Regions from separate parts of the Mus musculus genome. Here region 2 is linked to region 1. The links are chromatin loops, found by intact Hi-C in ENCODE. Cell type or tissue: heart. All regions are shown on one strand. Links, peaks and the distances in the headings refer to the core of each region. The heading gives the core; the rest is flanking DNA. Region 1 holds the start of Kcne2 (potassium voltage-gated channel, Isk-related subfamily, gene 2). Region 2 holds the start of Cryzl1 (crystallin, zeta (quinone reductase)-like 1).

Evidence for each region. Hi-C counts contacts between places; a loop is a spot of excess contacts. Peaks named below come from ENCODE experiments on the same cell type or tissue, not always from the same donor. Only the 100,000 strongest peaks of a DNase experiment are listed, where the experiment ranks them.
Region 2: it touches region 1 in a loop (2.2-fold over the local background); 8 of 42 quality-filtered maps call a loop at or near these places.

What each region holds. Positions count from the first base shown.
Region 1 is chr16:92,279,257-92,294,372 of GRCm38, forward strand. Kcne2 (potassium voltage-gated channel, Isk-related subfamily, gene 2) reads left to right here and starts at 13,133. Exons shown (of 2, transcript NM_134110.3): 1 at 13,133-13,267. In heart, for the core only: CTCF peaks have their summits at 7,544 (motif pointing left) and 9,671; a DNase peak (open chromatin) is centred at 7,545.
Region 2 is chr16:91,717,657-91,732,772 of GRCm38, forward strand. It overlaps Cryzl1 (crystallin, zeta (quinone reductase)-like 1), which reads right to left and starts at 11,146. Exons shown (of 13, transcript NM_133679.2): 1 at 10,902-11,146. It overlaps Gm46543 (a long non-coding RNA gene), which reads left to right and starts at 6,648. Exons shown (of 3, transcript XR_001781880.2): 1 at 6,648-6,922; 2 at 7,017-7,107; 3 at 10,863-10,925. It overlaps Itsn1 (intersectin 1 (SH3 domain protein 1A)), which reads left to right and starts at 11,715. Exons shown (of 39, transcript NM_010587.2): 1 at 11,715-11,943. In heart, for the core only: a CTCF peak has its summit at 6,789 (motif pointing right); DNase peaks (open chromatin) are centred at 6,795 and 9,975; H3K4me3 peaks cover 877 bases; H3K27ac peaks cover 786 bases.

The DNA of each region.
Region 1 (15,116 bases), core at 3,599-11,598:
ATGTCTTCTAGATAAAAAATAAATAGCCACTCAGGTATGACTTGACCTTCTCAAGGCCTTTGTCCTTCAAGGTCAGCTAGAGGCCCTGACTGCAGAGGACCGCCTATCTGCAAAATCGTATCTCATGCTGTAGAGATGAAAGAGATTCAGTGTAGATGCCAACACACCTTTCCAAAGACTGGCTTAGTTACCACTTCCTGAATTCTCTTTCCTCTGAGCTACCAGCATATTGTCCTTTGGGGTTCTGGAGGATGCTGCAGTTGCCTGGCAAGGGAGGGTAATTCAGTAGGACGTTCCTGATGCTTTGTGTTCCCAAGATCGAGTTTACCTATGGTGAGAACGAGACTCAAGAGAGGAGCCAATGGCACAACTGAACTCAGGTGTGTTCTCCACGAGAAGGATCCAGTGGACGTCTCAGCCAGGAGAAAATTGACCAGGAAGCCACAACCTTTGGTGACTTTGTCTCTATCATGGCAAGGTTTTGGCCAGCAGATGAGGACATGACCCAGGAGCTCAGAGGAGTCAGAAGGCACCACAAATTACCATGCCAAGGATGCTAAGATATTTCCTGGGCTTTGTGACTGCAAGGCCACTGCCACTCCCACCACATACTGCTGGGGAAGTATGGAAGAGGCTGAGAAGAGAAGCTGAGAGACACTTAGACTTTGTGTTTGTTTGGGTTTCTTAGAAAGACTAAGCATGACTGGCAGATGCTTCGGGATCTAAGTTATAAAGCGTATCAGATTAAAATTAATCTTCTCATCCCCCAAAAGCCAGCCCCAAAGGGAGGACAGAGAACTTTTAGCACAAAACAAAGGAATTTTATTTATTCCCTGCACATAATAATTTTATTAGACTCTAAGTCTGCCACCCTGCCCTCCCCCACAGACACTTCACTGTCCCTTTGACTCACTGACCTCATTGGCTAAGAATTGACCTAAATTCTACAGTGAAAACAACAGAGAGATGAACAGCTCACCTTAAAACCCAGCAAAAGACTTGAGCTGACATTTCCTCAAAGAGATTGAAATAACCAACAGGCTCATGAAGAGATGCTCAACGCCATTAGTAGTTAGACAACCGCACGTCAGAATCACAGTGAGGAGGGAGGAGGTCTAAGGTGTTCGCATGATGACCTCAATTCTGACCTCAGAAACCACAAGGTGGAGGAGAGGACTGAGTCTGGCAAGCTGTGCTCAGACCCACATACACAAACACACTAAACAAACAATAAGAAAATGTAATGATTAAAAAAAAAACCCACAATGAGATAGCACTTTACATCCATTAAAATGGACTAAATAGAGGGAGGAGCTAACACGTCCACATACGTTCACTCATACGTTCACATGTATGATTTGGAAAGTTTAAACCCTCACATACAGCTGGTGGGAATATAAAATGATAAATCCCCAGTGGAAAAATCTTGTAGTGTTTTCTAAATACATTTAGTCATAGAGTTATCATGTAGCCTTACAGTTCCATTTCTAGATATGAACTCCAATCAAGAGAAGGCCCCAACCCCACAACTTACTTCCCTATAAACTTATTCTGCTGAGGATTAGTGCTAAGGTAGTCATGAGGCAGGGACCACTCTGAAGCCACCCATGGTAGGGCTACTGTCTCCCAGAATTCTCAGGATTTACTGTGGCTAGAAGGCTGGCTCAGCCTTGATAGCAGAACAGAGGCAAAATCAGACCAAATCAAACCTGTTCTGGTCAATGTTTCTGTCAGCCTGATACACGAAAGGGTTGTCTAGGAGGAAAGACGCTCGCTGAGAAAGCATCCCCATCAGATTGGCCCGCTGGCACGTCTGTGGGGATTTTCTTGATTAATGATGGAAGTCAGGGGAGCCTAGCCCACTGGGCAGGACGTCTTTATTGTATAAGAAAGGCAGCTGAGCAAGACATTGGATCCAGCCAGTAAGCAGCCTTCCTCCATGGCTTCTGCTTCAGTCCCTGCCTCCAGGTCCCTTCAATTGAGTCCCTGCCCTGGTTTCCCTTCATGATGGACTGTAAACCCTTTTCTTCCCAGGTTGCTTTTGATTATGACTTTATCACAGCAATAGAAAGCTAACTATGACAAAGAAAAACACACCTCACACTTCACACCCCACACCTCACACCCCACACTCTACACCCCACACCTCACACCCCACACCCCACACCTCACACTCTACACCCCACACCCCACACCCCATACCCCACACCTCACACCCCACACCTCACACCTCACACCCCACACCTCACACTCTACACCCCACACCTCACACCTCACACCTCACACCTCATACCCCACACCTCACACCTCACACCCCACACCCCACACCTCATACCCCACACCTCACACCCCACACTTCACACCCCACACCTCACACCCCACACCTCACACTCCATACCCCACACCTCACACCCCACACCCCACACCTCATACCCCACACCTCACACCCCACACCTCACACACCACACCTCACACACCACACCTCACACTCTACACTCCACACCTCATACCCCACACCTCACACCCTACACCCCACACCTTACACCCCACACCTCACACCCCACACCCCACACCCCACACCTCACACCTCACACCTCACACTCCACACCTCACACCCTACACCTCACACCCCACACCTCACACTCCACACCCCACACCCCACACCTCACACCCCACACCCCATACCTCACACCCCAAACCTCACATCCCACACCTCACACTCCACACCCCACACCTCACACCTCACACCCCACACCTCACACCCCACACCCCACACCCCACACCTCACACCCCACACCTCACACCCCACACCCCACACCTCACATCCCACACCTCACACTCCACACCCCACACCTCACACCTCACACCTCACACCTCACACCTCACACCCCACACCTCACACCCCACACCTCACACTCCACACCCCACACCCCACACCTCGCACCTCACACTTCCCATAGGAGAACAGGCTTTGGGTTTCAGATTACAGATGGGGTGTTACCCCAGGCCTGGCCACCATGGCTGGGTCTCTTACAAAGTCCCATATAATGGTCCCCTCCACAAAGGTTATCATCAGAGGACCCAGGTTTTGAAAAGGCATAGTGACCACTCTGTCAGTAACTGACTCAGCACCATGGTCCTAAAGTGCATCTCATTTCCGTTTTTCTCTTTATTAGCCGCTCTCAGGTGACATATTTTGGCTTCTTCTGAACTACTAAACTGAGCTGGTGAGTCCTTCTTAGGTCTCAGAGCAACTCCTATCTATTTTTATGACTTCTTGGAGTTCCCTGTGAAGGAGTCTTAACCTCGGGAGAAAAGTTAACACCGTTGATTGATTAGCCATGCCTGGAATAGGCACAACTGGGGAGAACATATGGGCGGTAGATGCTGTTTAGATGATGGCTCACCTACGGTGAATCCCAGCATCCTGGGTACCAGAGATGTTCATGGGAAAGCTGACAGGGGCACCGATGGTCTGCGGAATCTGGGTAGGCAATGATCACTCTTCTAAACAGAGAGAGACAACATCTGGACAAGCCTCCTTTCTTCTCCACATCTGCACTCCCAGGAAGGGCAACAGGCCAGGCTACTGTCCCCTCCTTCCCCAGGGAGCACACTGACCGTGGGCCAAAGGATCCTGGACCATTCAGACTGTTCTGGATCCCTTGTTTGCCCAGGACAGCTGCTGCCCACAGTTTGTTTCTGGTCATTAAAGGCTGACGCCTCTCTGAGCCCAGGCTAAATCTGAGCTGTGGAGCGTCCAAGGGTTTGGGGGTTTTGTTTTTTCATGAGCCCCTGGTGGATTGAAAGCCAAAAGCAGGGACCCACCTGCCAATTATTACAGTTAATTACGTGCAGGCCTGACCCGAGTCCCCAGACAGAAGGTTCTGTCTTCTACTGGGGGCACCCGGGGTAGGTGGGTGGGTGGAAGGGACTGTGGCCACGAGGTAGTGAATAACTCGGTGTGTGCCTGCCTGCGCTGATTCTGGCAGCCATAGTGACCTCCTTTGCACCGTGACTTTGGCATCCAATTGTGACTTCCCCGGGGCCTGTTTGTCCTTGGATCTGCATCTGAGATCAGAGATTTGAGTGTCTAGAACTTTCCTCCTTCTGGGTTCACATGCTTGTGTTTATTTCTCCAAAGAAAAAAGAAGATCACGCCCAGCTGTATATGGTCCCATTTTCCCCGTGGCCTTTCTTCCTCTCAAGGTCCCAGGAGGCAGTTAGATATCACCACCAGCTGTCAGCTGGAAGCCCCAGGTACGGTGGGTCCTCGTGGAGTTCAAGCCTGGTGTCCTCTCAAGGTGACATGTATCCCAGCTGTCCTGGGTTCTGCCAGGCCACCTCTGGTGTGGGTGCTAATTCACTCACTAATAGAATACAGTTGTCACCAGGCGCTGGGAAGATGGCGGGAGCAGACAGGTTTCTTGCCATCTAGGAATCAGGCAGGAAAGCAGATGTCAGAGCGGTCAAGCACTGCACAAGCCAGAGAGGTGACCCAGGGTACAGATCTCCTAGAGTTGCCTTCAACCGGGGATGTGATTACCCACAAGGCACCGGGTGATATGATAAGAAGTTCAATGTGTGGGAACTGCTGTGTGGGTAACTGTCCTTGAGGGGGTAGTGTTTACGTGGAGACGAGACTGGTGAGTATGTCCACACAAAGTATATATATGGAGGGGAGGGCAAGGAAGCAGGTTCAAGAGAAGACACAGTGTTTGGTCCCCAAAGTACATAGGCCCAAGAACCCAGGTCTACAGACCTGACCTGGAGACTGCAGGCCTGGCCTCGGTGTATGAGAACTCTGGTTTCCTTAGGGATATAAGGAGCTAGGGGCATGATTTGCACCATGCTGTGGTCTGGATCTGACATGGATCCCATAATGGTTCATATGTCAGGGGCTTGGTCCTCAGCCTGGTAGTATAGAGAGAGTGGGGCCTCTAAAAAATGGGGCCCAGTTGGAGGCCATGGCTGGTCCCTTTTCATGTCTCTCTGGATTTCAGCCTGGTCGTATCCAGCATGAGATTCCCTCCTTAGAGCTGAGCTGTTTCTGGTACGATGCTCTTGAACTTTGAACGACATAAACCTTTTTAAAGCTATCCACCCTTAGGAATTTCAATATAGTGATAGAAGAATCAATAGCATAGGGACCCCCAACTGGGACACAGGATCTCTGCCCCTACCCTCATCTTCTGACGCCGCTTTCCCTTTAGCAACTTGACTCCCTGCGCTGGGCTCTTCGTCTGGGGCAAGGCTTGTGCAGATGAAACATATCTCTGACTTCAAAGTCACAGGTGACCCTGTCGGGAGGAGAAGATCTAGAGAGAGGTGACCACTGTGCCCAGAGGAAGCATGGGGACAACTGGAGGTCTCTTGACGAGGGAAAGCATTTATTCTGAGTCTCCAGAGAAGTGCTTTACGGAGGTCATCCATTCACTGGGCTGTGATGACAGCAGAGAGCTGGGACCAGGTCTGGAGGGACGGTCTGACTGGAGACACATCTGCTGACTCTAGAACATCCAAGCCTCCCTGCTGACCAGGCCGTGGGTGGCCAATGAGAACCATGTGTTGGACCGAGGCTTCTCCAGGTGGAGCCATGAGGAGAAGCCTTGTCCTGAACACGGGCTGGCTTGGAGTCTTTGATGCGTCTCTGCTGGGAGAGGACAGGGCTGACACTTTCAGGTCATGTCCCTTTGTGACTGGTGATGAAAAGATGCTGTGGTGCCTCTGCCCTGAACTCCCCACACATCTCAGACATGCCTGTCCTGCAAGAGACCTCACCTAGAAGACTGGCCCCACCCCACCCCCCCAAAAAAAATCCCACCTGCCCAGGAACCCCAGGGAATCTGTCCCCTTTGACTTCAGCAGCAGCAGCAGCAAATGCCTCCTCGTGGGGGACCCGACCTCCAGTAGCCACCTTAGTCACACGGCATTGGGGTCTATTTCTGTTACATAAACGGAGTCGTCTGCATCTGGATTCCAGGGCTGGCTGCAGGAATTTGTAAACAGTGCGGTGTCCCTGTTTCACAGAGAGTTGCCAGCACGGGCTCCCTTCCTTTCCCACCACCCGGTGTCCAGTTTTCCCTTTTATAGCGAGTCTGGCTGGGGGAGAGAGAGACAGAACTTATTTGGGAATGGAGCACAATCCCTCAACAAATTCTTTTTCTCCACCCCAGCCACCACAGCGTCATCATCTTCAAGTCTGAGGGTCTGGTGCAGACACGAGACTATCCCTGCATGAAGGCTTCTTGTAAACAGACACAGAAATCCGGAGGAAAACAAATTAGTGGCAGTTTTGATTCCCAGAAGGGTAGCAAGAAGGTTTGGAGGTTGAGGCAGCTTCCAAAAACCTTTGGACACTCATCTCCTGATCTGAGCCAAGACTAGGGGACATTATGACATCTCATGGTGGCTTCTTTTCTACTCCCTCTAAGGAACTTTCCTAACCTTCAAGGCTGCAAGCCCTTGCATAATGACATTGGTGATGTCAAGGAGAAGAGGGTCACTCCTTTACTAGCCATGAAGAGATATCTCTTCAGATTAGATGCTCTGTGAGCCTTGGAAGGACAGACACAATACGTTGGTGTCAAAACACTGTGGTGGAAAGTGCCCATATTAAGAGTCTGTTAGATGGGTTTGGGGATGCAAAGGGAGATGAGTTTCACTTATAGCTTTGCTGAAAGGGAAGGAGGGCAGGAGAGAGAGGGAGAGGGAGGGAGGGAGGTGGGGAGGGAGGGAGGGAGGGCTGGCAGATCTGAGCTTAAGATCCGTTTCAAGTTGAAACCTGCCACAGAGACTGAAGCTGAATCCTTTAACCTTCAATCAACGCAGGGGTTTTGCTCAGACTTAAAAAGTTAAGAGCTTTAAGCTAAGAGAGATGGTAAACCATCTCATTGGGACCAAGGGACTCATCAGGACCCCACACGAAAAAGTTCCCAGGCAAACCTAGCATATATTGATCTCAACGTCTGAAATCCAAAGACTTTGGACAAAAGTTCCTATATAGGAAGCTTCCGAATCAGGAGAAAGAATCATGAGACATTGCCCTCCAGGAACCCACAAACCATTGTTTGCTGCTCCCACATTACGGTCCTGGAGAAGGAAAGGGTGAGTGTTCTCTGGCACACAGAAGGAAATCGGTAGGAATTGTGCACTGACACTCAGAACAAAATTGCAGCAACCCTCAAAAGCGACCAAACGAACCTGCCGTTAAATAAAGCTACTATATGACTTAACTTCATCTGCACGGGGAACTGAATGGCTCTTAGGTCACTCCGCACGAGTATGGCTTTGGGACACTTCTGTAAACCAGCTGGAGAAGATTCTGTGTTGTTAGCTTCCTTTACTCTTTTGATGTGTGCCCCTTTCACAAAGACGTCAGATGGCGTCAGTGATCCCCAGTGAGGCAGGGACGTCTGCTATCTTCATAAGGAGCTCCGTGTACCAGAAATGCTGCAAGTGAACCCAAATCGTGGACACAGAAAGGACAAATCCGCAAGAAGGGTCTTGGCCTGTCTATGACTAAGTCACTTCTCTGGCACCCCCTGGTGGCAGACACTCACATTACAGGTACAAAACCCAGAAAGGGACTCAAGCTGCCATCTAAACTCAGAAATGAAGGAAAGCTGTTCGAGTCAAAGGAGCAGCATATGGCAGAGTTTGTGCTCAGGAGCTGTATGAAAGAATGACCTAGGCCAGACTTCCAAGAAGACCTTGGGTTAGGAATCCCCAGGGATTCTGACTTTCAAGGCCATTTCTTTCTCATCTGGCAGGTGGCGTTCTCTGACCCTAACTGCAGATACAGCATGGACCAGAGCCTTCTAAAGTGCCTGGCACTCTGTAGACACTCAGAGCCTGGAAGAGCTGAGGGCTGGAAGAACTGTTGACAGGACAGCAGACAGACAGACAGACATGGATGAACCTATGACTGACAGCTGCAGGCTATAAATTCTGATTGAATCTGAACCTTAGACCATTAGTAATTCCCGAGAGCAGCTGATACTGTGTGGCTTTAGCAGTCAGAGGCTGATGGGAATCTGAATGTGTGGCTGCAGCCTGGCTCCTGTGACGAAGCTACAGAGCACAAGGTCAAATTTCCTGGGTAAGACTTTTTCTGAGGCTTTGAAAGGCGCTTAGGTCTGGTCTAACCTTTGACAAGACTGCAGAGACTGTGCAGCTCTGCCTGCCTTTGGGCAGGGAGGAAAAAAAAACAGTAAAAAAAAAATCACAGAAAATTGAAGTGCAGGGGAGATGTCGGCCGGTGCCCTTCTTGGCATCCTGGTTGCTTTTTCTACAGCCTCGGGCTGGACTGCATAATCTCTGGGGCCCCACAGTGTTCTGAACTTCTAGACTTCTAGCAGCTCTTGGCTGAGGACAATGGAAGCTAAAGCTCTGCTGAGGAACTTTGGAGCAACTGGAATTTGTGTTCACAGCTAATTACACCGTTAGATGACACAGCGACGCTGGAGATCCCCCGCTCTTTAGCATCATAACGCCTTATAAATCTGAACATGCCCCTGCCGTCATTGTGGCGAAGTTACTACATTCAGCCCAGAGCAGTGAAAACTTATGTGCACACGCACACTCATGGGCAAATCACAGAAACTGTCATTGCAGGGACACATCTCTACAGCACAATACTAGTTCAAAACAAGGAAAAGGGACATGTTGCTATTTGCAATACTTTGCATTGACCAAAAGGACCCTAAACTGTGTGGGAAAAGCTGACCTCACAAGCGACCTACTCTGTACTCCGCATCCTATAACACTCTCACAATGACAGATGTATAGAGGGGTTTCTGTTTGGTAGTTTCCTGGGCTAATGGGAGACAGAGCTCAGACAGAAAGGAATGAAGGGAATGGGGCATGAAGTAGCTTTTGATGGCTGGGGGCGGTTCTGCCCTCTTGTGTATGGTGGTGGCACCTTGACTCCATCCATCAAACACGTGCATGCGTCAGAGTACACACACACACTGAGATCTGACTGTGGTCTGAGTGTTTTGCAATTCCTGTCTTATCAAAATCAGTAACCTACTTCTTGTCTTCTGTATAGTTATGATGATGTAATCGCCACAAGAAGCTGAGTGGGGTGGTCCATGGGACTTAACACTTTCTGTGAGTCTAAAATTATCTCAGAAAGTTTTTATACAAGCATAAAGAAATTAAAGATTCCCCTCTAGAGAGATGGCTCAGCAAGTTAAGAGCATTGGCTGCTCTTGCAGAGGACATAGGTTCTATTCCCAGTACCTAGCTGAGGTGGCTCACACCAAGGTAACTCCAGCCCCAGTGGATCAGATGCCCTCTTCTGGTCTCAGTAGGCAACAGCACTCATATGTAGACACACACACACACACACACACACACACACATAGAAATATTTTAATTATCCTTTTTCTTACATATACTTAAGGAATACAACATGACATTTTGATATACCTACACACAATGAAATTGTGACGATAGTTAACTCAGCATCTCTACTCTTTGGGGGGCACTCTAAAGTCTTACTATGGGCTGTTAGCAATTGGATGAGACAGTCCAGAGCGAGCACGGTCCACTCTGAGGGTGTAACAAGGCTTTTACCTTTAATATTCTACATAGAGATAGAAACCTCTGACTTCAATGGCTGTCTTCCCTGTGGCACACATTGCCAGGTCTGTGGTGACACAATGTGGCCGTTTTGAATACGGCAGCCTCTGAGTTGAGAGCTCCTTCCTTCAGATCTCACAGAGGACAATCTATCACAAACAGCCTGACTAGCCAGGCCAGAGAGACAACGTTAACTATGACAGCTGGGAACTTTCTAGATGTGGACCGCAGCCTCCTGCAGCTGCTCGCTTTCTGGATGGCCAGCGGAAGACCTGTTGTTTCCCACAAGACACTCATCAGAGGCAATGTCTTAAAGCCGTTCCAGATTCAGGGGTGCCTGGGTAGTTGTAATGTCTTTTTAATATTTTAAAAATTTCCTTCTTATATTCATGCTTGTGTGCATACAGAGAGAGAGAGGTTTTTTTTTTTCTTTTTTGTTTTGTTTTGTTTTTTGTATTAGTTTGTTGCTTTTTAGGAAATTTTCAAATAAGAAATGTGTGTGTGATGAATTTTTTGAGATATGGCTATACTACATGGCTCAGGTTGGCTTTGGCTTTGAACTCTTCCCACTTCTGCTTCCTGAGTCCAAGGTTGCAGACATATATCACTGTTTCTGTCTAAGCTCTATACTCAAGGAGTCCAATGTGACCGTTGGATATACAAGTACGTAGGGCAATGGTTCTGCTCCGCGGAGATTTACACTCCGTTTCACACACCCATTAGCCTATTTACACACCCACCCATGTCTTCATTTCCAGGCTTGGAGAAGAGTCTCCTTTAAATGTCAAGGGCATGGGATCCTTTCAAAGGACTTCTTAAGGTGGCACATGGTCAGCTGTGGTGGATCAGAGGAGTGAGTAGAGGGAACCTATGGTGACAAGACCGATCCCAGGGCCGGCTGGGAATTGTTCCTTCGTGCTAGATCTGCCCAATCCGTGCCTCTGTCTGCATCAGAGCCAGCAGTGTTTCAGCACTGAAGGCATCTGCCCACAGAGATTAGTAATGAAGACCGATGTCAAAAAGGACTATCCGTCCCCCAAATGATAGACCATTCAGTAAATACGGAACGAAAATCATTAAATACATTTACTCCAAAACAAATTAATATTTTAGTCTTGTGCATAACTGTAATAATTCTCTGTATCTTAAATATCCTTGAATAATTTAATTTTTCAAAAGGTATTTTGTCTATAAAATAGAGATATGCTGGGCTTTTTAATTACATTTTTAGTTGCCATACAAAATAATGGACTTCATTGTGTAGCTCAGTGGTAGGGCACTTGAAAGACTCTTCTGAGTAACCCACCCACACCCTCCCAACACACACACATCACCCTCCCAACACATACACATACAAACACATACACACACTTATACACACACATACACACACACCCTCCAAACACACACACATCACCCTCCCAACACACACACATACACACACACATACAAACACACATACACACACTTATACACACACATACACACACATCCTCTAAATACCCACATACACACACAAACCACATATACATACAGATACCCACATACACACACAAACCACATATACATACAGATACCCACATACACACACAAACCACACATACATACAGATACCCACATACACACACAAACCACACACACATACACATACCCACATACACACACAAACCACATATACATACAGATACCCACATACACACACAAACCACTCACACATACACATACCCACATATACACACAAACCACATACACATACCCATACCCACATACATACACATACACACCACACACACACATGTATTTCATCAAATGTTGTTAATCCTCACATTCCTGCTACCCTTGGTCCCTCTTCCTGCCTCTGGTGTCCAGTTAGTTTCCTCTCCCCAAACTTTTCCCTTATTCACTCAAGCACACATGGATGCACACATCACACACAAATAAATATACAAATAAATAATAAAAATAGTACTGTTGGAGAAATAAGTCTAGTGGCCATGTGGGAATCAACAGTACAAATAGGGTGGACAAGCAAAGCCTGGAAGACAGCGGTGCAGGCCCAGGTGACAGATGATGCAAAGATGCTGGCTTAAGGTGACTAGCAGCTTAATCCCCTTCCCAAACCTGTGACCGTGACGACCTGCATGGGAAATGGGCCTCACAGGGATGACAGCTAAGAATCTCCAGGTGGGAGGGTTGTTCTGTATTATCCGGGCAAGCTGACCCAGTTGTAAAGGACTTTAAATGAGTGTGATGGGAGGGTCAGAGTCGAGGCAAGATGTGAGCACAACCTGGAGCAAGGGTGACTCGATGCCCAGGAAGAGAGCAGCCAAGAAATGCTGGCCCCTGGGAAGTCAAGGAAATGGGTCGCAGAAGCTCTGGTGACATCTTGACTTTACAGAGGCTCAGTTTGGAACATTAAGATAAGAAGTTCGTGTAAGTCAGTAATCTTGTAATTGGTTAGTGTGGCCACAGATCCTATAGCAAAAAGAGGTCCAGGGAAGAAGGATTCCTCTGTCATATCATAGTCTCAATCTGTCTTGTGAATTGTGTAGTGGGGTGTGGGTGAGAGGGATCCTAAAATAAACTGCTTGAGAGCAGTAGCTCATGTGGCTCCAGAACATTCTTTTCTGGATGGCGACTTTCATTGCCCTTCCTGCTGGCTTCCATTGCTGTGGAGGTGCCCATAGCTCTACCATAAAACCAGTTGTCTCTCCCTGGTTGGCTTTTGCCTTGTCTTATGCAGGGAACAAAGGGTATCCTGGGAAGTTGGTGCAGCGCTATCTGGGGAAACAGCTCAATGAAAGACTTGCCTAGATCAGATTGGCCTGAGTGTGTCTGTGAGGGACTGTCTTTGTTGTTAACTGGTGCAGGAGGGCATCCTGAGTCTCTGTTGTGGAATGCTCCGAGCATGGCTTCCATCTTGATCAGAATAGACGTTGACCACCTCTGACCCTCAACAAGATGGCTGCTGGAGCCCACAGACCTTCCCTTCGAGGTGTTGGGGAGGCTCACAGGACTTCGTTTGAGATTCTATTCACTCACTCTGTTCTGTACCCTCCCCTCCTGGCAGTATGCAATCCAGATCAGGAGGTGCTGACTATATACGGTGCGGACCATTGGCTGAAGGGTTGGAGGCTCCATCCATGCAGCCCTGGGGAAATCTTCATCCAATCATGGGTGGAGACGCCTTAATTGTGCAGCCATTGGGGGAATACCAACAGTTCTGTAAGGAATCTCTCATCCACAATCCTGTAAGCAACTCTAATATGCTCATTGGTTCACCAAGATGGACGTGGGTGGAATCCTTACTTTTGTCCATCACTGACGCCCCATCTGGGGTAAGCAGGTGTCCACCCGCATCTCCCCAGGAAAAGTTCACATAACTGTCACACAGAGGGAACTTGAGCCACTTCACCCACAGCCCGACGTCACACAGGCAACTCCGTGCCCCGCCCTGTCAAGGCATCAAGGTTAATTCCCGGCTGCCAGCCAGTATTTAACTTTCCACGTAAGATTAAACGTTTGGATTTGTAAAAAGCCCAGCATTGCAGACTCCAGGCAGCAGGGCTTACAGGTCTCAAGCTGAAAGTGCCCAGCCTGCTGAGATTTACATCCAGTCCTGAAGAGGGGCAGAGCCTGGCTTTCTGAAGGTCTCCTGCATTGCTCACATACCACACAGGTAAGTTTTATTATAGATCTTTTTAAAAGGAATTGCATAACATTTTTATTTTCCTTTTTCAGAAAACTAAAAAAAAAAAGTTTTTTTTTGTTTTTTGTTTTTTGTTTTTTTGTTTTTTGTTTTTTCTGGGCATGTGGTCTCACTCCTCCATGCCTGCCCACTTTCTGTCTCTCCTCCATGCGTGCCCACCTTCTCTCTCTCCTCCATGCCTGCCTGCCTTCTCTCTACCCACCCCATTCTCTCCTAAGCTTTCCTGGACCCTTTCTTCAAGTAAGTGCCTTCAGATGAGAATGTGGAAAGTGCTTTTTTAAAAAGAAGGGTTCATGCTAAATGAAGGTAAGCATATCTTTTTTTTTTTTCTACTGTTGACATAAAAATCCAAGCCTTTGCTGTCTGTTGTAGGCTCGGGTAAGGGCGGTGATCCATCATATTTTGAGCAAAGGAAGCTTTGGTCACTGGGGTCGAATGTGTGACTTTCCTTGTACTGTCCAGAGTGTCCTTGTCAGGTCACATCATATATTTGTGGTAGGAACGAGGGGATCATTGGGTGGCTGGGAGACAGAGCACATCTGGCAGAAGCAAATGAGCATGGTCTCCATCCTTTGTTATTTATACACTTGAACCAACCAGCCACAGGAGGTGGGTCATTGGAATGTGTGACCTCCAGTCGGACAGACTGAGTCCTGGGCACTAGCTAGAGTCACTTGCTTCTAGTCCAGGCACAGTGACCACTTTGAGAGCCCTGGTCTAAGACAAATGGAGCTAAGTGCTCTAGGCTGTCATCGAACCGCCCTCCAAAGAGCAAGGTGGCCTAGCATTCCCAGGGGCCCATCCTGTTCCGAGACTCAGTGGAAATACAGTTCCCATAGTTAGAACGGCATGATGCTGACCAGTTAGACCCACACAGATGGCGATTCCCTAAAAAAAAAAAAAAATGTATTTATTTTATTTATGTGAGTACATTGTAGCTGTCTTCAGGCACACCAGAAGAGGGCATCGGATCCCACTACGGATGGTTGTGAGCCACCATGTGGTTGCTAGGATTTGAACTCAGGACCTCTGGAAGAGCAGTCAGTGCTCTTAACCACTGAGCCATCTCTCCAGCCCGGGATGGTGATTTCATACAGCTCAACAAATGCACACTGGGTTCACTGGGTATTCCAAAATCATAGTGCCTTGCGTGGGATTCGTGGGGGAAAAGAACGAGTGCCAAACACGGCTGTCTGTGAAGTCTTTGCAGATTTTTAATTTTTTCTTAATTTGTGTGTGTGCTTGTGTGAGTGTGGTGTGATCGCAGGCTCAGACAGACCGCAGTGCATACAGGCAGATCAGAGGGCAGCCTTGGGGTCAGTCCTCACCTTCTGCTCCCAGGTTTGCTGCTGTGTTCAGGCAAATTAGCACGTTAGCTTTCCAGGACCTTCTTGTACCTCCCAGCTCTCCACAGGAGCACAGGAATTACACATGCGTGCGGGTGCCACGTCCAGACCCAGGCCCTCAGGCTTGGCAGCTAGCATTTTCCCACTGAACCTTCATCCCTCCTGCCCTTACTTTACTTTTGGAAATTGGTGTACAAAGTGTGACGTCTTCTTGCGTTTTTAGCTTTGGTGAGTCGTCTCTGTCTCCCTGACTGCCTTTCACCCCAATCTTCCATTTCCTCTCATAGTGTGTTCTGCTTAGCATATGAATATGTTTTAACATAGTCTCCATCAATACAATTGCTCACACACAGTGCCTTGAGTTCTTCGGTGGCCATGAAACACTAGACTTCCCAGTCAAGCCACATCCAGCACCTGTTTGCAAACAGGGAGCCCCTCAGACTGGACAGAGGGCAGCACTCAGGCGTTTATTT
Region 2 (15,116 bases), core at 2,773-10,772, 560 kb before region 1:
AGGCTAGACTGTGCATTCTGTAGCTAAGGGGAGCCTCACGTGTGAAGCTGGCCTGGGTTAGATGGTCAGACTTTGTCTCAAAAGAAAGGGCTTAGGAGGGGGTGAGGAAGAGCACTGGCTAGATCCTGAGTTCAGTTCCCAGCACCCACATGGTGGCTCACAACCATCTGCGATGGGATCCGATGCCCTCTGCTGGTGTGTCTTAAGACAGGGACAGTGTCATGTACATTAAATAAATCTTAAAAAGAGAAAGAAAGAAAAACAAGGGGGAGGGAAGGATTTCCATTTCCTATTCAATAATAAATGTTGTGTATATTTAAAACAGACCAACAAAAATGTCTCACAAGGGCCACAGAAGCAGGCCAAAAGTGTTCAAAGGTAATCGAATGCGGTCAACAATTAACGTAAGAGTGGACAGCCAAGCCGCGCTTGCGCTCGGTGGAACTGTGGTCTGCATTCTTCTGGGGCATTCTTGTTTATCTAAGTCCCACTGTAGCATGAATGCTGATCTCAGACTCAGGGATTACAGGGTGTGCCGTGTCCAAACCCTATAAGCCTTTCTAGTTTTTCTTTTTTAATGAAACGTTTTTAGGTTTATTTATGTGATGAGTGTTGTGCTTGTACACGTGTATGTGTAGTACCTGTGTGCCTTGTGCCTGGAAAGGCTGGAAAGGAGCCTCTGAGTGGAGCTACAGATGGTTGTAAGCTACCATGTGGGTGCTGGGAAGAACACAGGGTCCCCTGAAAGCAGCCATTGCTCTTCACTGCTGAGCCATCTCCTCAGTACCCCCTTTTATTTTTTAATTAAAAAACTGTTTTGGTTTGAATATGCATGTGTGTTATATGTAAGGATGGGCATGCACATGTGTGCATGCATTCAAAGGCCACAGGCTGACACTGTTTCTTCTTCTCTCCATCTTATTTATATTTGGGGGGGGGGGGTCAGGGTCTTACTATAAAGCTTTGGCTGGCTTTGAACTCAGAGATCCACTTGCTTCTGCTCTATGAGTTCTGGAATTAAAGGTTTGTAGCCCAGCCACCTTATCAAACCTGGAGCTCACCAATTCATCTAAACTAGCTGGCCAATGAGCACCCTTGTGCTGGATACACTGTAGAGAAAGGAACCTCAATGGAGAAAATGCTTCCATAAGATGGGGCTGTAGGCAAGCCTGAAGGGCATTTTCTTAGTTAGTGATCCATGGGGCGGCCCCGCCCATTGTGGGTGGAGTCATTCCTGGGCAGGTGGTCCTGGGTTCTATAAGAGCAGGCTGAGCAAGCCATGAGGAGCAAGCCAGTAAGCAGCACCCCTCCATGGCCTCTGCATCAGCTCCTGCCTCCAGGTTCCTGCCCTGCTTGAGTCCCTCAGTGATGGACTATGATATACAAGTGTAAGCCAGATAAACTCTTTCCTCCCCAAGTTGCTTTTGGTCTTGGTGTTTCATAACAGTGACCGTAATCCTGACTTAGATACCCCCGTAGCTCCTCCTGTTTCTGTCTCCCTGGTGCTGCAATTACACGTGTTTGTGGCTATGATTGGCTTATTTTTCACATGCATGTTGAGGATCCAAAGAAGCACTTCACTGCTGAGCCTCCAGGTCCTCTATAACCCCCCCCCCCTTTGCAGTGTATGTGTACATGGTATGTGTTCATGCATGTTTGCATGTGTGAGTTTGCGTGTGTGTCTGTGTGTCCAGAGGATGGCATTGGCTATCTTCCTTTGCCAGGAGCCATGGCCTAACCATTCTGTATTGTTGGGGAGGAAAGGGTTTATCTGGCTTACACTTGTATATCATAGTCCATCACTGAGGGACTCAAGCAGGGCAGGAACCTGGAGGCAGGAGCTGATGCAGAGGCCATGGAGGGGTGCTGCTTACTGGCTTGCTCCTCATGGCTTGCTCAGCCTGCTCTTATAGAACCCAGGACCACCTGCCCAGGGATGACTTCACCCAGACTCCAGCCTTCACCCTCGGACAGCAGACTCTTTGCCCACTGAGCGCTCTCCGCAGTCTTTTTAATGGAAATATTTCCAGCTGGTGATAGCCTGGGAAGTTCTTCAACTACCTTTAAGGATCTCACAATTCTTTGTTGTTTTGCAAACTGCATCCCAGGTGGGTCCGGAACTCCCTGTGGCCAAGACTGAGTTCCTGGCCTTGAGTTCCGGGGGTTCCGCTGCCTTGGCTTCCAGAGAGGTAGAGAGGTAGGGTACAGGTCTGACCCACCTGCCTAGACCATTGAATTTTCCAAAGTGTAAACTTTACAGAAATATACACAGGCGCGTGCAGACCCCTAAAGTAGAGTTCGCCCAGTGGGGAGGGAGTGCATGCATGTGCTCCTGTCCCAGCAGGAGCCGCACCCCACCTTCTGAAGCTCTAAGTGCCTCGGTCAGGTTGTGACCTTCCTTCCCCTAAGGATATGAAACAGCCTCAATTTTAACAGACAGACAAACAGGCTCCTTTCGAAGTACACAGAAAGGAGATTGCACGGTGCTGTCTTTGCATAGTTTCTCCTGATGTGATGTTCCTGGGCCCCACTCTGCTGTTGCTGCTGATAGCCGGGTCTAGGCTTTCGCACCGCTGTTTATTTACTTCAGGATAGCAATGTTGCAATTCACGCTGGGAAAGTTTACAGCTTGTGGCTGACAACAGCCATGTTCAGAACATTTCTGTGTATCCTTTTTACATTTACTGAATGGATGAGGAAGCTGCACCTCCATCCACCTAGCAGGGAGGTAACAGGAACCATGGAAACTGTACCTTACAGGGGTTAAGTCACTAAGCACACAGTACCAGGGGTTAAGTCACTAAGCGCACAGTACCAGCTGGGCTGGAGCCTCGGCAGTCGTTACTTAGAACTGTCACAGGAGTGATTTTTCTACTGAGCTACTGCTAGGATACACTCACCTGGAACTACAAAACTTTCTCCGGTGGGACTGACTATTCAGTTGCAGATAGATCTGTTGTTTTAATCTGTAGGTACCAAAGCCAAAAAGAAAAAGAGAGAGAGAGCAAGAGAGAGAATGAGAGAGAGAGAGAGAGAGAGAGAGAGAGAGAGAGAGAGAGAGAAGTGGGATGCCTTCTTTGTAAATTACTGGAATTTCTGAGAGTTCACAATAGCAGCTCTCAAGCCATGCGTAGGTCCTCTGAACAAGAGGCCCAGCGACCGGCATAGCTGTCATGCTCATGAAGCCAGCTCTGGGTGCCAGGACCTCTGTGGCCCTAAATGGATCTCTATAAAAGAGTTGTATTGAGTAGCTGAGTAATAGTTACTGCTCTCTAGGATGAGAAAATCAAATGCAGAAACTAACCACAGGCACGCCTTTAAGACATGGACTTAAAGTATGTAGTATGTATGTCAAGACGGTGAAAACCATGGCTAACAGCAGCCCTTTATCAGTGTGTGTGTGTGTGTGTGTGCGCGCAGACACACATTGAACCATGAGGGGAGAAGAACTTAAACAGACATAGCACGCATCTCCCACTTGCGTCTTTCAGCGTCTGCCCAGCTTTCTAGGCTGAGTGCATATCGCTGTTCTACCTTATTCCACCCACAGTGTCTCAGCAAGAACCTGTTTGATGGAGTCAGTTGACTTAGCACGTAGTTGGCCCTACTGTAGGGTTTCTAGGCACAGCCCAGTCCTTGAGAGTGTGCTGCACTAACACACTGATGCACAGAGTGAATCCATACATTCCAGATCCTCCTCTGTACAGCCTCACAATGGGAGGAGCACACCCACCGCCCACTCTCCCAGGCCACCCGAGGTGGGAGGAGTGTACCCCACCTGCCCACACTCCCAGGCCACCCGAGGTGGGAGGAGTGTACCCCACCTGCCCACACTCCCAGGCCACCCTAGGTGGGAGGAGTGTACCCCACCTGCCCACTCTCGCAGGCCACCCTAGGTGGGAGGAGTGTACCCCACCTGCCCACTCTTGCAGGCCACCCTAGGTGGGAGGAGTGTACTCCACCTGCCCACTCTCGCAGGCCACCCGAGGTGGGAGGAGTGTACCCACCAGCTCCACACTCCCAGGTCACTTTTCTTCCTCGCGAGTGAGCTTCCCCAGCCATTGTTTAGGCACATTAATTCCTTCCCTATGCTTCGGTTTATTTGTTTTGAGGCAGGGTCTTGATTTGTGGTCTTGCCTGGTCTTGACCTCTGGATCCTCCGGGCTGTCTCCGACGTACTGGCATTACAGGTGTGCAGCACATGCCCAGGGATAGCATTATTACTTCAACAAATCTCTGCTCCTATTCAGTCCTGACTTACTGCTGTGGCCTTTTCTCCAGGTACAAGTCTATACTAACATCCTGAGTTCAAAACAGTTCCCTTTGTCGTTCTAGAAGCCACTGTTTCCTCAGCCTATTGAACCGCTAACATGTGGCCTGGGTCAATAATGTATCAGTTTCAAAGACCTGGGAGACAATTCCGCACCCCCTAGAATCTTCTTCAGAGAGAGGGGGTGGGGGAGAGGTACGGATTAGTTAATCTAATTATTAACAACTGTATAGGATCAAAACTATTCTCCAAGCTACAACATAAAGAAAAAAAATTGTTTAAAAATACTTTCGTAGGCTGGGTGTGGTGGCACATGCCTTTAATTCCAGCACTTGGGAGGCAGAGGCAGGCAGATTTCTGAGTTCGAGGCCAGCTTGGTCTACAGAGTGAGTTCCAGGACTGGCAGGGCTATACAGAGAAACCCTGTCTCGAAAAACAAAAAAAAAAAAAAAAACAAAAAACAAAAAACACCACCACCACCACCACCACCACCAAAAAACCCCCTTTCTTTTGTTATAATCTGTGTGTCTTGGAGGACGGCTCGGCAGGTCAAAGCACGTGCTGTCATGCATGACAACGCAGTCCTACAATAATCCCCAAGATGGAAGGAGAGACCTGACTCTCCTCAGCTGGCCTGACCCGCGCGTGCACTCGTGCATGCCTACACACTACAGGTAAATAAATACAAATGTGACTGAAAGATTATGCTGTGAGTGAATGCCTGCATGGGGCAGAGAGGCCACTGGGTCCTCCGGAGCTGGAGGGAAGGCTTTGGGAGCCCCCCACCCCTGCCATGTGCTGGGGAAGGAGCTCAGGGCCTTGCAAGAGCAGCAGGCACTCTCAGTGCTGACCTCGCTCTCCAGCCCTTAAAGGGGCGGCTTGGTTTATTTAACTATTTATTTACTTCAAAAGTAAGTAAATCAGTATAAGATAAAAGAAAATCAAGAAGTATAGTATTCGACATACGATAGTATTCGATTTACATTTCTACCATCCTTTCCACCCCTCATCAAAATGGGAATTCTGAGCCCTAAGCACTGAACGTCTTGTAGAATGGGTGATAGTCAAGGCCCAGGTGGCTTCTTAGGCACTGGCCTGGGTTAACAAAGACTCGAGTTCACTAAGATTTTTAATGAACTTAGAGATATTTGCACATAGACAATAACTAGACATCTGGCTCAATTAAAGATGAGGATGTGCCCTCTCATTTCTAAGAGTGTTATATATAATTTGGAAAATTATATGACTCGATATAAACTTTGCTAAATCAAAAAAACACTACATAATTTATTTATTTGTGGTGCCGGGGCTTGAACCCAGGGCCTCATCCATGCTATGTAAGTGTGGCACTACTGAGCACATCCCTAATACAACAGTTAAAACTTTCTATGTGCTCTTGTTTTGGTAATAGAGTCCCCCTGTGTTGCCCAGGCTAAACTTGAACTGGAGCCTTAGCTGGCCTGAAACTCCTGATCTACCACATCCAGCTTATAAAACTTTTCAATGACATCAAATATGTTTAGAAAGGTAGGGTGGCGGGGCTGGAGAGATGGTTTAGTGGTTAAGCACTCTGGCTGCTCTTGCAGAGGACCTGGGTTCAGTGCCCAGCATCCACACTCAGGCTCACAACTGTCTGTGACACAGTTGTAAGAGATCTACTGCTCTCCAAAGACGCAGACCTACGTTCAGGCAAAACACCCAGACACATGAAAAGAAAATAATAATAATTCAACAAAAAATTTAAAAGGTATGTAGGCTAAGATGTGTTGTGAGAAGCACACAGATTTGACATTTTTACATTTAATCCCAGCACTTGGGAGGCAGAGGCAGGCAGATTTCTGAGTTCGAGGCCAGCTTGGTCTACAGAGTGAGTTCCAGGACAGCCAGGGCTACACAGAGAAACCCTGCCTCAAAAAAACCAAAAAACCAAAACAACAACAACAACAACAAAAAAGATTCGGCTGTGCAAACAGAGGGACACCTTGGCATACACTAAGCACCCAACTGTAAGTCCTAGTTCCTAATAAAGGTAGGCCTCTGCCGGGATTTCTCCAGAGCCAAGGGAAGAGATCTCAGATGGTGGCTTCACTTTTGTTGTAACAACAAGAGCTACACTGGCTCACCTCCTGCTACCCTCGACTCCCCACAGAGCTCATCTACTAATGAGTGTAAGCAAACCTCTGCACATTAGCCCTTACCTACGCTCGCAAAGCCAACAGATGCACGAGTGAGTGGGTTTCCTTTACAGGACGGGCAGAGATGTTCTGATAGTGATGTCATCATGGACACATCACAGAAAGTCCAGCACATAATGTGTGGTTATAAAACTTGACAGGGTCTCTCTATGTAGCCCTGGCTGGCCTGGAACTCACAAAGATCTGCCTGCCTCTGCTTCCAGAATGCCGGGACTAAAGGCATGCACCACCACATTTAGCAAGACTGATTTCTTGCAATTCTTATTCATGTACAAGTGAGTGACTGGTAGTGTGCCACTTGTAAGCAGTGCCTACGGAGGCCAGAAGAGGGCACTGGATCCCCTAGGACTGGAATTACATATGGCTGGGACCTGCCATGTAGCCGCTGAGACCTAAGCCCAGGGTTCTCAGAAGAGCAGTCAGTCCACTTAACCACCAAGCTGCCTCTCCTGCCCCTGTAAGAATGCTTCCCTTGTATAATTTAAGTATTTACAAGACAACATCTAGCTGTGTAGCCCTAAATGACCTGATGATACTCACTACGTTAACAGGTTGCACTTGAACTTGCAGAGAGCTTCCTATATGCCTGACTTTAGAAGTACTGAAACAGGCTGGATGCCATTACAGGGATTCCAGCACCAGGTGAGTGGGACAGGGGACCAGGTGGCTTTTAAAGTCTCTTCTAATAATGGCAATTTCTTTTATTATTATTTTTTGAGAGGGTAGTTCAGGCTAGTTCCAAACTTGCCTTCTAGCCAAGAATGACCTTGAACTCCTGTACCTTGAGCCTTCATCGCCCAAGGGCTGGGACAGGTGTGTGACCTCAGCAGGCTGACCATCTGCAGCTCTATGAATATCATCACGGAAGAGTGTGTACATTGTGGCATAATTCCTACACTTTACGCAGCTTGCGAACTAAAGATTGCGAGAGAGGCAGAAAAAGTGTAGTTACACAAGCAGATAGTGTGTGTGTTCAGAGACGTCGGACTGTTGCTTTATCTGGACAAGATGTTTTCAACAGGTGCCCAGTGAGCAGGGAGGCACCCATCAAACACCTGTTCTAGAAATCACAAAAGAAAAATGTAATATCTTCTCCCACCCACCTCCATGTGAATTATCGTTGATTTTTATAAAGTTGATTTTCACCTCAGCGTGTACACGGCTTTAGGGCTGAAGAGGTGGCTCAGTGGTTGAGAGTACTGACTACTCTCCTGGAGGACTCAGGTTCAATCCCCGGCACCTGCATGGTGGCTCACAACCACTGTAATTCTAGTTCTAAGAGAAGCTCATGACCTCTTTTGGTATCTGAGGGCACCCAACACAAATGTTAAATATTTAAATACGTGAGGGCAAAACACCCAGAAAATAAAATAAAATACATAAAATGTGGATCCCCTAGGACTGGAGCTACATATAGCCTGCCACGTAGGTGCTAGGAACTGAACCCAGAGTTCTCAGAAGAGCAGTCAGGGCATTTAGCCACTGAGCTGTCTCTCTCGTTTTGCTTGTATATTTTAGGTTTCAGACATTTAAATGAGACAGTACATTCTTAAATAAACTAAAATAAAAAATGCCTAGGATTTCTTACATCAGATATTTCCCTGTCAGTACCCTCGGGAGTGGGAGAGGTTGGCTGGAAAGGTGGAAGGCCATATCTCCAATGCTGTTACTCAACATGGCCATTTACTATGGTACGATGCAGAGCAACAGAGACGTAATCTGTCATTTACCTTTCTGAATTGGGCTACCAGGGCCAAAGGCAGAAGCCACATGGTGAATGTAGCCTTTCCGTTAAGATAGCCTGGTCACGTGACACTGGGACACTCAGCGTGGAGAGATGTGAACATGGAGATAGGTACTTGAGTGTCTTCTCTACCTCTTAGCCCGGCCCCCTCTTGTCTGGTAAGAAAATCTCTACCTGTTAACATTACAGCATCCTCACGTAAATGGCGACCTTATCTGCCAGTTCATGATAGGATCCTGAGGAATCATTTAGATGTGGAATACAGATGATAATTTTGATTTTAGTATGAAGGTTTCTGGTGCTCCTCACTCAGCTCAGTAGGCCACGTCCTCTGCTGGGACTGCCATCTCTGTTTGTATTCCATGCCTAACTCAGAAGGCGTGAATTATCCTGCGGCTCTCCTCCTAGTGGCTGCCAGAATTCTCACCTAAACTATACTGCCTTCTTTCAAAACTCTAATAAAAATGTCCTTGAGCTTCCTTACCAGAAGACAAAGAGTTGAAAGAGGAAACAACCTCGTAAAGTATATTATATAAAAACTGGAAGGAAGTCACTTTGTGAAGCATTATACTCTGCCATTGTCTATTTACAGTTCTCAGCACAGTGTTGTCATAGGTCTGCAAAGGCTACAGTAAGCCAACAGTGCAGGGGAGGCTGAGGCCAGCCAGCCTGGACCAGCTACTGAGACAAGAAGAGTCTGCCACAAACACAACCAGGAGACACTGTGTCTGTGGGCTTTCATTCTTTTTTTTTTTTTACTACTTTGAGGCAGTCTCACTAAGTTGTCTAGGCTGGCCCTGAACTGCCCATCCACTGGATGGGAGTCCAGGCCTGCACCACTAGGGGGAATGCCCATGTGTTCTTGGAATGAACCATGTCATTTTCCGAGTTCTCAAGCTTTTCCCAGCCTCCTCCTTGAGGGAGGCACACAAGTGAATCAGGACTCTTTCTGGTCCAGAGGCTCAGGAATCTCCATCAGGTTTGCACCTTTCTTCTTAACATGGAGCAGCATGGAGAACTATAAAATTACCACAATTATTTTACCACAGATGCCAGGCAGCTTTATCTTGGTTTCTTTGAGGTGGGGTCTCTCTATGAAGCCGTGGAACTTGCTCTGTAAACCATGGTGGCCTTGAACTCACAGAGATCTGCCTGCCCCTGCATCTCAAGCACTAGTCAAAGGCATGGGCCACCACCACGCCAGGCCAGGCAGCTGGATCTGTGTCTGCACCCTGCCTGTGTGCCCTGTGCCGTTGGATCACGAGAGGGCTTCAGATCCGCTGGAACTAGTGTAACAGAGGTGGTTACAGTGGCGAGCCCTGGTCCTCTGGGAGAGTACCAAGTGTCCCTACCCTGAGCCAGCTCTCCAGCCTTGGGCGGCTTGATTTTACACGGGGAGCACTGTTTCAAATATGAACACCTCATCTCCTTCTACATGTGGAGACAGAAGCGTGGGTGACATTAATTAGAAAAGCCAGTAATAATTGTACATTGCAGTGGCTGATGCCTAAGATTTACAACTCCCAAGAGACAGGACCCCGCAATAGGACGCAGGCTGCTGCAAGGACTGAGTGAGTATAGTACACAGCGCACACATTACGGAAGTTGGCTTTTTAATAAATATTACTTTCCCTGGTATTCTTGTAAGCTCAGTATCGTATTGTGAAAGTAGTTCTGAACCCATGTACTGAAGCAGCAAAGGGATGTCGCTGGCAATCACATGACTAACACTGCTGAGTTTGTGCAATGGTCTCTTGCATCATCTGGATTCGGAGAGCGGCGAATAGCCACAGGTGGCTACTCCGCACGTGAGTGGCGTGCCCTTAGGATGAGGGTACGAGGGTATGCTGCGAGGGTAAAACGCACAACAGATACACTGTCTCATTTAAATATCTGATTTCTTTAAAGGTTGAAATAATATTTGGATAAGCTGGTTTAAGAGAAACGTAAAATTAATTTCACGTGGTCTCTTCACTGTCCAAATGTGGCTCCCAGGAAATCTAAAAGCGTCTGGGTGCCTAGAACATCTGTCCTGGACAGGCAATGCAAAACTCAGCTACTGTGGACTGGCTATACTTGGCAGTTTGTTTAAAATGCCATATATAGATATATATATATAATTTTTAAAAAGCAAATGCAGACCACCAGGCCCAAATCCAGAATCAGTATCTGCACCTCCTCACGACCCTGGGATAATTCTTTAGTATGGCTCAAGTATGGCCGGCTCAATGAAGCAGGCAATTCCTGACCCAAGGCCCCATTACTGCGAACACCCACCCTTGTTTGCTTTAGGAAACCGCTTACTGGAAATGCAAAGAGAAGGATAAGAAGGGTGACAAGGGAAGTAGTAATAGAGACAGCATCAGAAACAGTGATAGGGAGAAGCTGGGGGCGGGGAGGACTCAACCCAGGAGAAAGGCAGTTCTAGACCTTTGCCTCCATAAACGCGGAGGAAGAAGCAAAGATCAGTCTACAATCAAAACCTAGCCAGGGTCAGGAACTGTCCGTCAAATCTAGTATTACCCGCCCCTCGGCGGCCTCGGCCAAGCTAGGCCTGAGCCAGGGCATCTCTGAGGTCGGCGTGTGATGCGAAGTACCAGTCTCCCCAGGGTTAGACAGCTCCTTCAGGCGTTTCTCCATTTTTCGCCCAAAGTCCCATTTCAGAGACACACATCGTTCTTCCCTGGCTCACCTGGCTCGGAGCAACCTCAACCGCCAGCGCCTTCGCCGCCGCCACCTTCCCAGTCCTTCTGCAGAGAGCCCGCCTTCTTGGGTCCAAACAGTACTGCCATTGGTCAGACTGCCCGTCACTACCGCAGGATGACCGATCTGGGGGAGGCTGTGACGAACGCCATGGCAACTGAACCCGGAACTACATCTCCCAGCATGCTGCTTCCCGTAGAGAGACGAGTCGCCGCCCCAGGGACCACCAATAAATGGGAGAAGTTGGGCGTTGCCAAGATGGGTTCCGTTTTATGCAAATTAGAGTAAAAGGCCACACCCTTCCTCATTCCAACCGTAACCCCTACCATCTTTCTTCAGTCTTTGTGTCTTTCGCCTTTCGTGCCCACGCTCTTTCTGCAAAACCTTCAATTTAGTTGAATGTATCCTAGCTACTGTCGCGCATAGAAAAGAGCAAAGCGCCAAATCGTGAAACAAAATCTCCGCACGCATAGAGCAGAAACCTCTAGTTACGCCTTCAAGGGACGAGACAAGGATGGGAGGGGAAAAAAGTGTGTGTGTGTGGGGGGGTGCTATCCAAACTACTTCATTGGTGTATCTCGTTGTCACTCTGTACACCTCTATTTCCTTTGGCTCCTTTCTTCTTTTTTGCCCACCTAGTGGGCGGAGTCATAGGAGAGAGCGAAGGCGTGGTCTCCGCCGTCCGATTGGCAGGCGGTTATCCCCGCCCATCTATGGGTGGGGCGGAGGGCAGGCTGTGGGCGGAGGGGCGGCGGCGGAGGGAGATGAGGAGTTAGGCGGGAGTGAGGGAGCGAAGGAGCGAAGGAGGGCGAGAGGAGTGGAGCGGCGCGGGGAGGGCGCGCAGCTTGGTTGCTCCGTAGTACGGCGGCTCGCAAGGGAGCATCCCGAGCGGGCTCCGGGACGGCCGGGAGGCAGGCAGGCGGGCGGGCGGGGATGGTGTGCGCGGCTGCGGACTCGGCGTTCCTCCGCGCGGCGTGCGGGCTGCACTGATTTGTGTGAGGGGCGGCCGCGCGCACCCGCCCGGAGATGAGGTGAGGAGCTGACGCGGGCGGCCTGGCGCGCGGGCGGGGGTCGGCGATGGCCGCCCCGGGGTCGGGTCCAGCGGCCGGGCGCGCGTCCCTGCGGCCGCCGTCGCCGCTCCGCCCGGTCTTTCTCATCCTCCCCGGGGGCAGCGGGGCGGGCGGGCCGCGGCGGTGGCGGCCGCGGGACGGGTTCGGGCTGAATGGGCGTCCGCAGCCACGGCCGGCGCTCCCGTGGGGGGCATCGCGGCGGGCGGTCCTTCCACCGCTGACCCCTCTGCCCTCGGCCGCCGGAGGGTGGCGGGCCGACCCGGCCTCCCGGGGATCCCGAGCTCGCGGGAGCCGCATCGCGCCGCCCGCGGGTGCCCCCGGCCTCGAGTCCCCGGCTCATCCTTTTTCTCTAGCGCCTGCTTGGAATACCCTGTCAAGTGAAGGGCGGTCAATGCCGTTTGGGCCGAAGTGGTGCGGCCGGGGCTGGCTCTGATGGCATTTAACAGAAAGCGGCTACCCTTGCAGCGGGCGTGCGTCCCCTTCTCGGCCGCTTCGCCCTCCTTGCGCACGCACTGACTCGGGTGTCTGCTGTGGACCCAGTGCATAATTGCGGTCCCTTCTTGGGGGTGGGGGGGGGCACCAGAAAATGCAATCCGGATTCCCAGAAAGAAAAAAAAGAAAAGAAAGAAAGAAAAGCAAGGAGGAGCTGGCTGGATCTCCCTTCACTTCTGTTTGCCTTTGCTTTGGAAGACAACTTCGCTGATCCTCTTGCCTATGAGCAGTCTTCTATTGTTGTGATTCAGACTACAGGCTTTGCTTTTGAAGGAATAGATTAGTGGCTTCTTGCTGCAGCTTGAGGGTGTAGAGGTATTTGGTAGCATCTTGAATGTGAAAGTTTGCGACTTTGCCCTCATCACTGCTTTTCGGAAAACAGAAGCAACCTGGAAATGTAAATGCATGCAGACTCTGGCCAGATGCGGTTCTTTTGTGTTTATCGGTTGGTATCTTTCTCTTGGTACTTCGTGGTCGGAAACACGGAGGATAAAAAAGAAAAAAAGAGTCTGATAAATAGCATAGATAGTGAAAGCATGGGAACAAATGCCCGTGGAAAATATCAGTTCTATTTTCAGGGAGGCCGGTTTACTAATCCCGCTGAATTGATGAAGAGAAAGGCTTGCTCATGGATTATGTAGTGGACAGGATGTGAGGGCAGGAGCTGGGGCCAGGAGCCCGCAGGCCAGCTGCTTGGCAGGGTGTTTCTCTAAATGCTCCAAACTAGAGGAATGTATTTATTTGTTGGGATACTTTTATTTTTAGAAGATGTTAACGGTGAAGAGTGCAGACGTTTCAGCAACCATTATGGTTACCATTTTTGTTACTTTTTTTTTTTTACACTAGTTTGCTTGAAATATTTTGTATGTGTGTGTGAGTTCCCTTATAACTTAAGAAGTTTTTAAAAAGCAACGTCTTTCTGTAGGAGATATGTAAAGAACTCAGGAAATTATAAAGGATTTAAATTAAGAAGTGAAGGCCACTGATTTGGTGACAGGGCATAGATATTTCTATACACTTTTAAGTGGCTGCAGTAAGGCACCTCTCAGAGAGTATGTGTTTAAAAAAAAAGTGTCTGTCATTGAAATTGCTGAGGATTGTGGTACCGCCACAAAACTATTATTATTCTGCCTGAGTAAGAGAGGAAATGAACACATTTTAATGTACTTTGGAACCCTGTGGATTGTTCAGATGCTGAGCATTGTGAAATAGGGCATAAAATGAGTAGCGGCAAGTTAGTTCCCTGAAATGTTTGTTCCTCAGCATTTTCTTTCTTTGAATCTCTCTCTTTCTCTCTCTCTCTTTCTTTCTTTCTTTTTAATTTTTAAAAAAAGATTTATTTATTTATATGAGTACACTGTAGCTGTTCTGATGGCTGTGAGCCACCGTGTGGTTGCTGGGATTTGAACTCAGGACCTTTGGAAGAGCAGTCAGTGCTCTAACTGCTAAGCCATCTCTCCAGCCCACATCCATCCTTCCTTCCTTCCTTTTTTCCTTTCTTTCTTTCTTTCTTTTGCTGTTGACTAGCAGTTTCTTTTTCCTCTGGGCATTCTTTATCTTTTCCCCAAATAACCTAGATTGAGATACACCCTTAAAACACTTGCAAGAGCTTAAAAGGGAGGCCCTGGTAAATTCCTCTGCCTGTGCTTTTTCTCTTTTGGTGATTGAGCCAAGCCTTGGAGCATGCTAGAGTGTAGCCTAGCACCTAGCTACATCTGCAGCCTCACGTTGTCTTTGTGTGTGGTACTGCTGGCATTAGATCCTGGGGCCTTGTGCTACAGTCTCTAGACTCTCATCCTTTTAATTTGCTCAACCTGTGACTTAAAGAAAATTAATTAATGGAGGTTGGGTTTATGTCAGACTTCTCTTTTTAGTGACTCCCTCCTGAATGGCTCCACTTACTGGCTCCATCTAAGTCTGGCATTCAGATATCTTTACATCAGCTTACCAGGTTTCTGTCTCTCCAGCTCAGTCAGACAATGGGAAGTAGTCAGTATTGTCAATACAGTTTCCAGGAATTTCTCCAAGCCAGAGAGAGAACTTGGAGAACCTTGGCATTGTGCTTTTCTCTCTTACCGAGTGTCTCCTAAGACCGTCTCTGAAGTGGATAGCAAGCTTTTCAAGTAGCAGAGGTTTTACATACTGTGATGAGGGTTTCAGAAGAGCAGAATTGGTGTGGCCTGCCTAGAAACTAAGCCAGTGCCTTTCAGACCGTTGCAGGGTGGATGGGTGAGCCACACTGCCTCCATCCCACTGTTTTGAGTCTTTACCTGCCAAGTTGGTCACATCACAGAGTAGTCACAGCGCTGTGTCCTAGCCAGTTCCCCTAAGCTTGACCAGTGTTGAATGTACAGCCCTTCTGGGTGATGTGCTAGAAAGATGTCTAGTAGATGTTGCCCCTGAGGGCTCAAAATTTAATGTAGAGTCTAATCACGTATCATTTTATAAATGATGATAATCCCAACATAAAGAATCATTTTTAGAAAATATGGACAATACATATGCTTTCCAATTTGACTCTTATGATATACGACCTTTACTCCCTTTTACAGAGTCTACCACAGGGTCCTATAAATTACAGATTTTATGTGGGTGAGCGCTACATGCAATGCCAAGCTCTGAAGAATATGGGACTTCATCAC